Linked DNA regions of Homo sapiens: region 2 is linked to region 1. A link is an interaction called in ENCODE POLR2A ChIA-PET data of the cell type or tissue named here. Cell type or tissue: Panc1. All regions are shown on one strand.

Region 1 (4,000 bases):
GTGCTGGGATTACAGGCATGGGCCACCGCACCCAGCCCATTTTATTTCATTTTTGTAGAGACGAGGTCTCACTATGTTGCTCAGGCTGGTCTCAAACTCGTGGGCTCAAGCGATCCTCCAGCCTTGGCCTCCCAAAGTTCTGGGATCATAGGTGTGAGTCACCATGCCCAGCCACAATATTTTTCAAACCCTAAAATGAGACATTTGGGCTAAGATGTTTTGGCTTATTTATTTATAAAAAGGGACCTACTCAGACACAGGCTACTGTTGATATACATTTCATAACTGACTCTAATGAAAAATAAAGAGGAAAAGCATAATCGGAGTATACTCTTGATTGGGCATTGTGGCTCATGCCTGTAATTCTAGCACTTTGGGAGGCAGATGCTGGAGGATCACTTGAGCCCAGAAATTCGAGACCAGCCTGGGCAACACAGCGAGACCTAGTCTCTACAAAAGATTAAAAAATTATTCATTTGTGGTGGTGTACACCTGTAGTGCCAGCTACTCGGGAGGCTGAAGCAGGAGGATCACTTGAGCCCAAGAGTTTGAGACCAGCCTGGGCAACATAGTGAGACACTGCATTGCAGCCTGGGTGACAGAGTGAGACCCTGTCTCAAATAAAAAGAAAAAATCCAATCCCAGTAAGTAATATAAAATATTGGGAATCCAGTCAAAATTAAGTTCTATACCTCCAAAAAGTCATAAAACTTTCATCATATAACTCATAATATTTGCCACCATCAGCATCACAAGGAAGCCTCTGGCCGGCATTTAAGGTCTTCAGTCGGGCTTTTCCACCTCTTTCCAACCTTATGTCCCGTAGAAATCTTTACTTCAGCCAAGTGTTATTTAGCTATTGTTCGATTTCTCATTGTATAACCATTCACATTATTCTCTTGTCTTCATAATCTTTGTTCTCTCACCCCAGCCCCAATCCAGTCTTTTCTTTTTTTTTTTTTTTTTTTGACAGAGTTTCACTCTTGTTGCCAAGGCTGGAGTGCAGTGGCGCTATCTCAGCTCACTGCAACCTCTGCCTCCCGGGTTCAAGCGATTCTCCTGCCTCAGCCTCCCCAGCAGCTGGGATTACAGGCAGGCGCCACCACACCTGGCTAATTTTGTATTTTTAGTAGGGAAAGGGTTTCTCCATGTTGGTCAGGCTGGTCTCGAACTCCTGACCTCAGGTGATCCATCCACCTCGGCCTCCCAGAGTGCTTGGATTACAGGCGTGAGCCACCGCATGCGGCTTTTATCCAGTCATTCTTACAACACTTTTACCTCTTGTTAGTCTTGTGAACTTTACAACTCTAAAAAATCTTTCTCTTATATTTCTATTTCTTTTAAGCTTTATAGTACTTGCTTTCTGTATCAATCATTTGACAATCCATGATCCAGCTATGTATTTTTCTTTTACTATCTGTGTATGTCTTCCCAAGAATATGTAAATTTTTGAGGTAAGGAATATGCCTTTTTAAAACAAATTTTTAGAGACAGAGTCTTGCTATGTTGCCCAGGCTGGTCTTGAACTCCTGAGCCAAGTGATCTGCCTGCCTCAGCCTCCCAAAGTGCTGGGATTACAGGTGTGAGCCACTGTGCCCAGCCTATAGCTAGCTTTATAGTAAGTCTTGAAGCAAGGTATTGTCAATCCTCCAAATTTGCTATTCTTCTTCAATATTGAATTGGCTCTACTAGGTCTTTTGACCCTTCACATACATTTTAACATCAGTTTGTCGATATCCACAAAGTAACTTGCTGGGACTTTGACTGAAGTTGCATTAAATCTATAGATCCAGGTGGGAAGAACTGTCACCTTGATGATATTGAGTCTCCTTGCCCATGAGCATGAAATATCTTTTCATTTATTTAGTTCTTCTTCGAGTTCTTTCATCTTTTCTTTTATTGTTTTCCTTATACAGATTGCAGAGGCCAAAGCAACTTCATTTGGATCCTCATCTGCCATTTTGGCTTCTGATTAACCCCTGTTCCAGGAAGCCGTCTAAGATTTCCAGTTTATCCATTGTTTTTTGTATAAGAGCCGGTACTTATCATAAAATTGTTATCATACATCGGCCAGGTGCGGTGGCTCATGCCTGTAATCCCAGCACTTTGGGGGGCCGAGGCAGGTGGATCACCTGAGGTCAGGAGTTCGAGACCAGCCTCAACATGGAGAGACCCCGTCTCTACTAAAAATACAAAATTAGCTGGGCATGGTGGTGCATGCCTGTAATCCCAGCTACTTGGGAGGCTGAGGCAGAAGAACTGCTTGAACCTGGGAGGTGGAGGTTCGGTGAGCCGAGATTGCACCATTGCACTCCAGCCTGGGCAACAAGAGCGAAACTCTGTCTCAATAAAAACCAAAAAAGCAAAAAAAAATTGTTATCATATTTCAACTATCCTTGATGTTATCATACTTCAATTGTCCTACACATCCCTTCTGAACCACCACTTCTCTTTGGTATGTAAGTGCTGGGTCTAAGGGATAAGGTTGCAGGGATCCACCATCTTGTCTCACTGCCACCCAAGACACAGTCATGGCTTCTGTTCAGAAGTCCCTATTAACTATTTCTTTCTAAGAAACATGTAACCACCCAAAGGGTTCATCTTGCCCACTGCCTAGACAGAGCCGATTCATCAAGACGGGGGAATTGGCCAGGCACGGTGGCTCACACCTGTAATCCTAGAACTTTGGGAGGTGCAGGCGGGCAGATTGCCTGAGCTCAGGAGTTCAAGACCAGCCTGGACAACATGGTGAAACCCCCTCTCTACTAAAATACAAAAAATCAGCCAGGTTTGGTGGTGTGTGCCTGTAGTCCCAACTACTCAGGAGGCTGAGGCATGAGAATTGCTTGAACCCGGGAGGCAGAGGTTGCGGTGAGCCAAGATCATGCCACTGCACTCCAGCCTGGGTGACAAAGCAAAACTCTGTCTCCAAAAAAAAGGCAGGGGAATTGCAGTAGAAAAAGAGTAATTCACACAGAGCTGGCTGTGTGGGAGACCAGAATTTTGTTATTACTCAAATCAGTCTCCCCCAGCATTTGGGGAACAGAGTTTTTAAGGATGACTTGGTGGGTAGGGGGAGGCCAGTGAGCCAGGAGTGCTGATCAGTCGGAGATGAAATCATAAGGACTCAAAGCTGTCTTCTTGCACTGAGTCAGTTCCTGAGTGGGAGGCCACAAGATCAGATGAGCCAGTTTATTGATCAGGGTGGTGCCAGCTGATCCATCAAGTGCAGGGTTGGAAAAATATCCCAAGCACACTGATCTTAGGAGCAGTTTAGGGAGAGTCAGAAGCTTGTAGCCTCCAGCTGCATGACTCCTAAACCATAATTTATAATCTTGTGGCTAATATTACTCCTACAAAGGCAATCTAGTCCCCAGGCAAGAAGGAGGTCTTTGTTTAAACTGTAAACTATAAACTAAGTTTCTTTCAAAGTTAGTTCAGCCTACACCCAGGAATAAAGAAGGACAGCTTGGAGGTTAGAAGCAAGATGGAGTCGGTTAACTTAGACGTCTTTCACTGTCTCAATCATAATTTTGCAAAGGCAGTTTCAATCTGAGTTTGTCAGCCTCTTTCTTCAGCCTCTCAGCTTCCTTGGACTTTAGGGGTAGGTTTGCATAGTACCCCCCAAGAAACATAGATCTTGTACATATTTTGTTAGATTTATACCTAAGTATTGCATTTTTAGAGGAGCTAATATAAATGGTACTGTGTTTTTAATTTCAAATTCTACTTTTTCATTGCTGGCATATGAAAAAGTGATTGGCTTTTGTATATTAATGTTGGATTCTGCAACCTTGCTGTAATTGTTTATTCGTTTCAGGAGGTTTTTTTGCTGTTGTCATTGAATATTTCAGATTTTCTACATAGACCATCATGTTATCTGCAAAGACAGTGTTAATTCTTCCTTCCCAATTAATATATTTTATTTCCTTTTTTTGTCTTATTGCCTTAGCTTGGACTTCCAGTATGATGTTGAAAAGGAGTGGCAAGAGAAGACATC
Region 2 (4,000 bases), 230 kb before region 1:
TTCGCCTCCCGGGCTCAAGTGATTCTCCTGCCTCAGCCTCCCAAGTAGTGGGGATTACAGGCACACACAGGCACACACAGCCACACCCAGATAATTTTTGTGTTTTCAGTAGGGACGGGGTTTCACCATGTTGGCCAGGCTGTCTCGAACTCCTGACCTCAGGTGATCTTCCCGCCTCAGCCTCCCAAAATGCTGGAATTACAGACATGAGCCACCGCACTGAGCCAGGTTTCTGATTTTCAACATCTGTTGAATGCACAGCCTTCTCTGGTCTCTTATGTGATAGTTCGGGGACTGATTGGAAAGAGTTGGAATCAGGGGATGGAGAATGGGGACAGATGGGACTAAGGACTCAGTGCACAAAGCTCCCCTTATCACAGAAAGCAGCCCTTTCTCTCCGTGTGAGGAGGCTGTTCCTGCCTTGCTGGAAGAACTATGGTTCTTGCCTGAGGAAGTCAAGTTGCCTTGTGTCTCCCACTTCTCATTTTCTTCAAAGACAGAACTAGATACCAACATATCCCTCATTTTATAAAGCCAACCCTGGATGGAGAATTACACACCAAAATAACTACAAGACTTTGCTCTTTATTCTGGAAAAAAAGTCTTCAGAATACATGTGGGAATGGATTTTAAGGGTGCTAAACCAGAGTAGGAGGCAAAGAACATTTGTTTACCAAGAGATTCTAGTTCAATATGCTTCCTGGAGCAGAGGGAGGGGTCTGTTTGTCTGGTTCATTGGTTGAATGAAACCTGGAATTGATGGCAGCCCACATCATTCAAGAGAAGCTGAGAGGTCTGAAATTATCAAGCATAATGTAGAAGCAGGAATCCCAGGAAATAGGAATGTTGCTGTGGATTTATTGTGCAAATCCCACTCACCAATCCCCTAACTGGTCCTGGAGAGGGACCAGAAGACACTCCCTTTGTCAAGGCACCGAGAGAGACACTGGTGAGAGAAGTATATCTCAAAAGTACTGTCGTAGCTATACTCTGTACATCAGGGATGCTATTGAGAGCGGCTGGAGATGAATGGACTCCCTCATGTTTGCCAGGATCCTGGGTGCCAGAGTTCAATGGCAGCACAACCACCAGTAAGGGAGAGGTTATCCCAATAGAAGGCAAGATGATCATGACCAGTCTGAGAATGGCCAGTCTGACAATCAGAATTGCCTGCACATCAAAGATCTTTGGCAGAAACTAATTGAATATGAGCTCTTAGGACAAATGAGATGGGCGGTCCTCTGTGGACCTGCTTAATATAGTTGACAAAAGCAAAATAAAAACTCCCTAGATCTGAATTAAACCATCCCATCAGAGAATGTTGTACCCGCATCCAACTCTCAGACCTGAACTTGGATGCCAAAGAAGTGGTAAATTCCTAATCCCAGCTACTCGGGAGGCTGAGGCAGAAGAATCGCTTGAACCCAGGAGGCGGAAGTTGCAGTGAGCCAAGATTACGCCACTGCACTCCAGCCTGGGCAACAGAGCGAGACTTCATCTAAAAAAAAAAAAAAAAAAAAAGGCTGGGCACGGTGGCTCACGCCTGTAATCCCAGCACTTTGGGAGGCCAAGGCGGGCAGATCACGAAGTCAGGAGATTGAGACCATCCTGGCCAACACCATGAAACCCCGTCTCTACTAAAAAAAAAATACAAAAAAATTAGCTCGGCATGGTGGCGGGCGCCTGTAGTTCCAGCTACTCAGGAAGCTGAGGCAGGAGAATGGCGTGAACCCAGAAGGCGGAGCTTGCAGTGAGCCGAGATCACGCCACTGCACTCCAGCCTGGGCGACAGAGCAAGACTCTGCCTCAAAAAAAAAAAAAAAAAAAAAAAAGGCCGGACGGAGGGGCTCACGCCTGTAGTCCCAGCACTTTGGGAGGCCGAGGCAGGCAGACCAGCTGAGGTCAGGAGTTCAAGACCAGCCTGGCCAACATGGTGAAACCCCGTCTCTACTAAAAATACAAAAAAATTAGCCAGGCGTGGTGGTGGGCGCCTGTAATCCCAGCTACTCGGGAGGCTGAGGTAAGAGAATTGCTTGAACCCGGGAGGCAGAGGTTGCAGTGAGCCGAGATCGCGCCATTGCATGCCAGCCTGGGCAACAGAGCGAGACTCCATCTCAAAAAAAAAAAAAAAAGAAGTGGTAAACTCCCATCACTTTTTCATCTAACTGTTCAGTTGGTACACAGATGGAGGGGTCTTGGAAAATAAAACAGGTAATCATAAGCTTCATATGGTGGTGACTTCAATACAGCAAGCCCACACAGCCTCTGGAGGAAAATGGTTTTTTTCTCATTCCCAATAAGTGAAGAACTCCAAAAGCCACTTTGTCTCATCTAGTAAGGATACTTTCCTATCTCCTTCAGGGTTAGGTCAACTCTGGCTTCATGCCACAATTTGGTCTTCAGAACTCTTAATCATTTTAATGTTTTTTGGACATCACAGTGATACTATATTAATGACATCATGCTATGAGGACCCACAAGGCAGAGATGGCAGTTATTCTAGGCATGTAAGAAACATGTAAATCTCATGAGTCTACAGGGGCCTGTGACCTCACGGAAGCATTTCAGGGAGTCTAGGTTGAGATAGCTCCTCCAAAATGAAGGATGAGATATTACAGCTGACACCGCCTCCTACAGGAAGCAGAAGCGTAATGCTTTGAGGTCCTATTTATGGAAGCAATATTTGTCACATTAGTGGGCTTCTCTGACCCACTTATGGGGTGTCTCAAAAGGGAGCTAATTTTGAGAAGGGGCTCAAGGCAGAGGAGATGCTCCATTTGGTTCAGGCTGCAATGCCATCTGTTTTGTCATCCATGACTCCGTGGATCTAACGGTGCTCAAAGTGTCAATGGCAGATTGGAGAGGTGTACATTACCTGTGACAAGCCCTGTTAGGAGAATCACAGTGTCAGTTATAAGGGTTTGGGAACACATACATGCCTTATTTGTCAAATAACTATTTTTCTTTTGAGAGAAAGAGATGGCTTGCTCCTGGGCTGTGGAAGAGACTGAATGTCTCATCAAGAAGGCAGATTACCATGGAGTCTGAGCTGCCCGTCTTGAGCTGCATGTTATTTTGATCCATCAAGCCACCAAGTCAGGTTCCCCAAAACACCCAGCTCTACTGGAGGCTCTCAGCATTCAGGTGGACATGTCTACCTGCCCTGGGTATGGAAGACATCTTCTGTCCCCAGTTAGCCCACTGCTTATTCAATGGGCTCATGGACACAGTGACCATGCAGGCAGGGACTGACTGATCCATTTTGTAACAATCTGGACTTCCCCACCAAGGCTGACCTGGCTTTTCATGAGTATCGCCAGCCAACTCTGAGCCTTTCAAGAGGTTTCAAACTCAGGGGAAGTCCTAGACAGCCACCTGAAAGCAGATTATATAGACCTCTTTAATCACGTAGGATATCAGCAATTTGTCCTTGCTGTAATAGACAATGTTTCTGAACTTGGACTGACTTTCTTTGCCTCCTGTGCCTGCGTTATTGTCCCGGGACTTTCTGAATGCATTGCTCATCATCATGGTATCCTATACAATATTGCTCTGACCAAGGACCTCACTTTATACTAAAAGAAGAAACGTGGTAGGCTAATTTCTGTCCCTCAAGTAGCAGCTGGCCTTATCCAGTGGTGGAATGACCAATTGTAGGCTTAGTTATTGTGCCTGCAGGACAACAATGCACAGAAAGGTAGCATTGGTGTCCTATAATATATAGAATTTCTTCTGAACCCAAAGCTGACATATCGTGCTATTTGTCCTGCAGTCAGGATACATGGCTACAGGAACCAAGAGAATGGCACCTTTCACTAACACTCAGTGACTTACTTGCAAATTTTTTTGTTTCCCGTTCCTTCGCCTCTAGGCTTGGCTAGTTTGAAGGTCTTAGTAACCAAGGAGGAACTCTTCTACCCCAGGAGATTCAAGTGTGGTTTAAGTGAAATAAAAGTTGAGACCCTGGCTATTTCAGACTCCTCATGCCAGTGGGTGAATT

The links. ChIA-PET counts read pairs that join two places held together with the same protein. Peaks named below come from ENCODE experiments on the same cell type or tissue, not always from the same donor. Only the 100,000 strongest peaks of a DNase experiment are listed, where the experiment ranks them.
Region 2: POLR2A ChIA-PET joins it to region 1 with 7 read pairs; 5 of 35 experiments call an interaction of 5 or more read pairs at or near these places.

Annotation. Positions count from the first base shown.
Region 1 is chr1:236,367,492-236,371,491 of GRCh38, forward strand. It overlaps a transcript of EDARADD not described here. Among named protein-coding and RNA genes, the nearest start is that of EDARADD, 25 kb to the right of the region's middle. In Panc1, no CTCF peak of the experiment used is centred here; no DNase peak of the experiment used is centred here; H3K27ac peaks cover 1,784 bases.
Region 2 is chr1:236,135,029-236,139,028 of GRCh38, forward strand. No RefSeq gene overlaps it. Among named protein-coding and RNA genes, the nearest start is that of GPR137B, 5.5 kb to the right of the region's middle. In Panc1, CTCF peaks have their summits at 2,636 (motif pointing left) and 2,847; no DNase peak of the experiment used is centred here.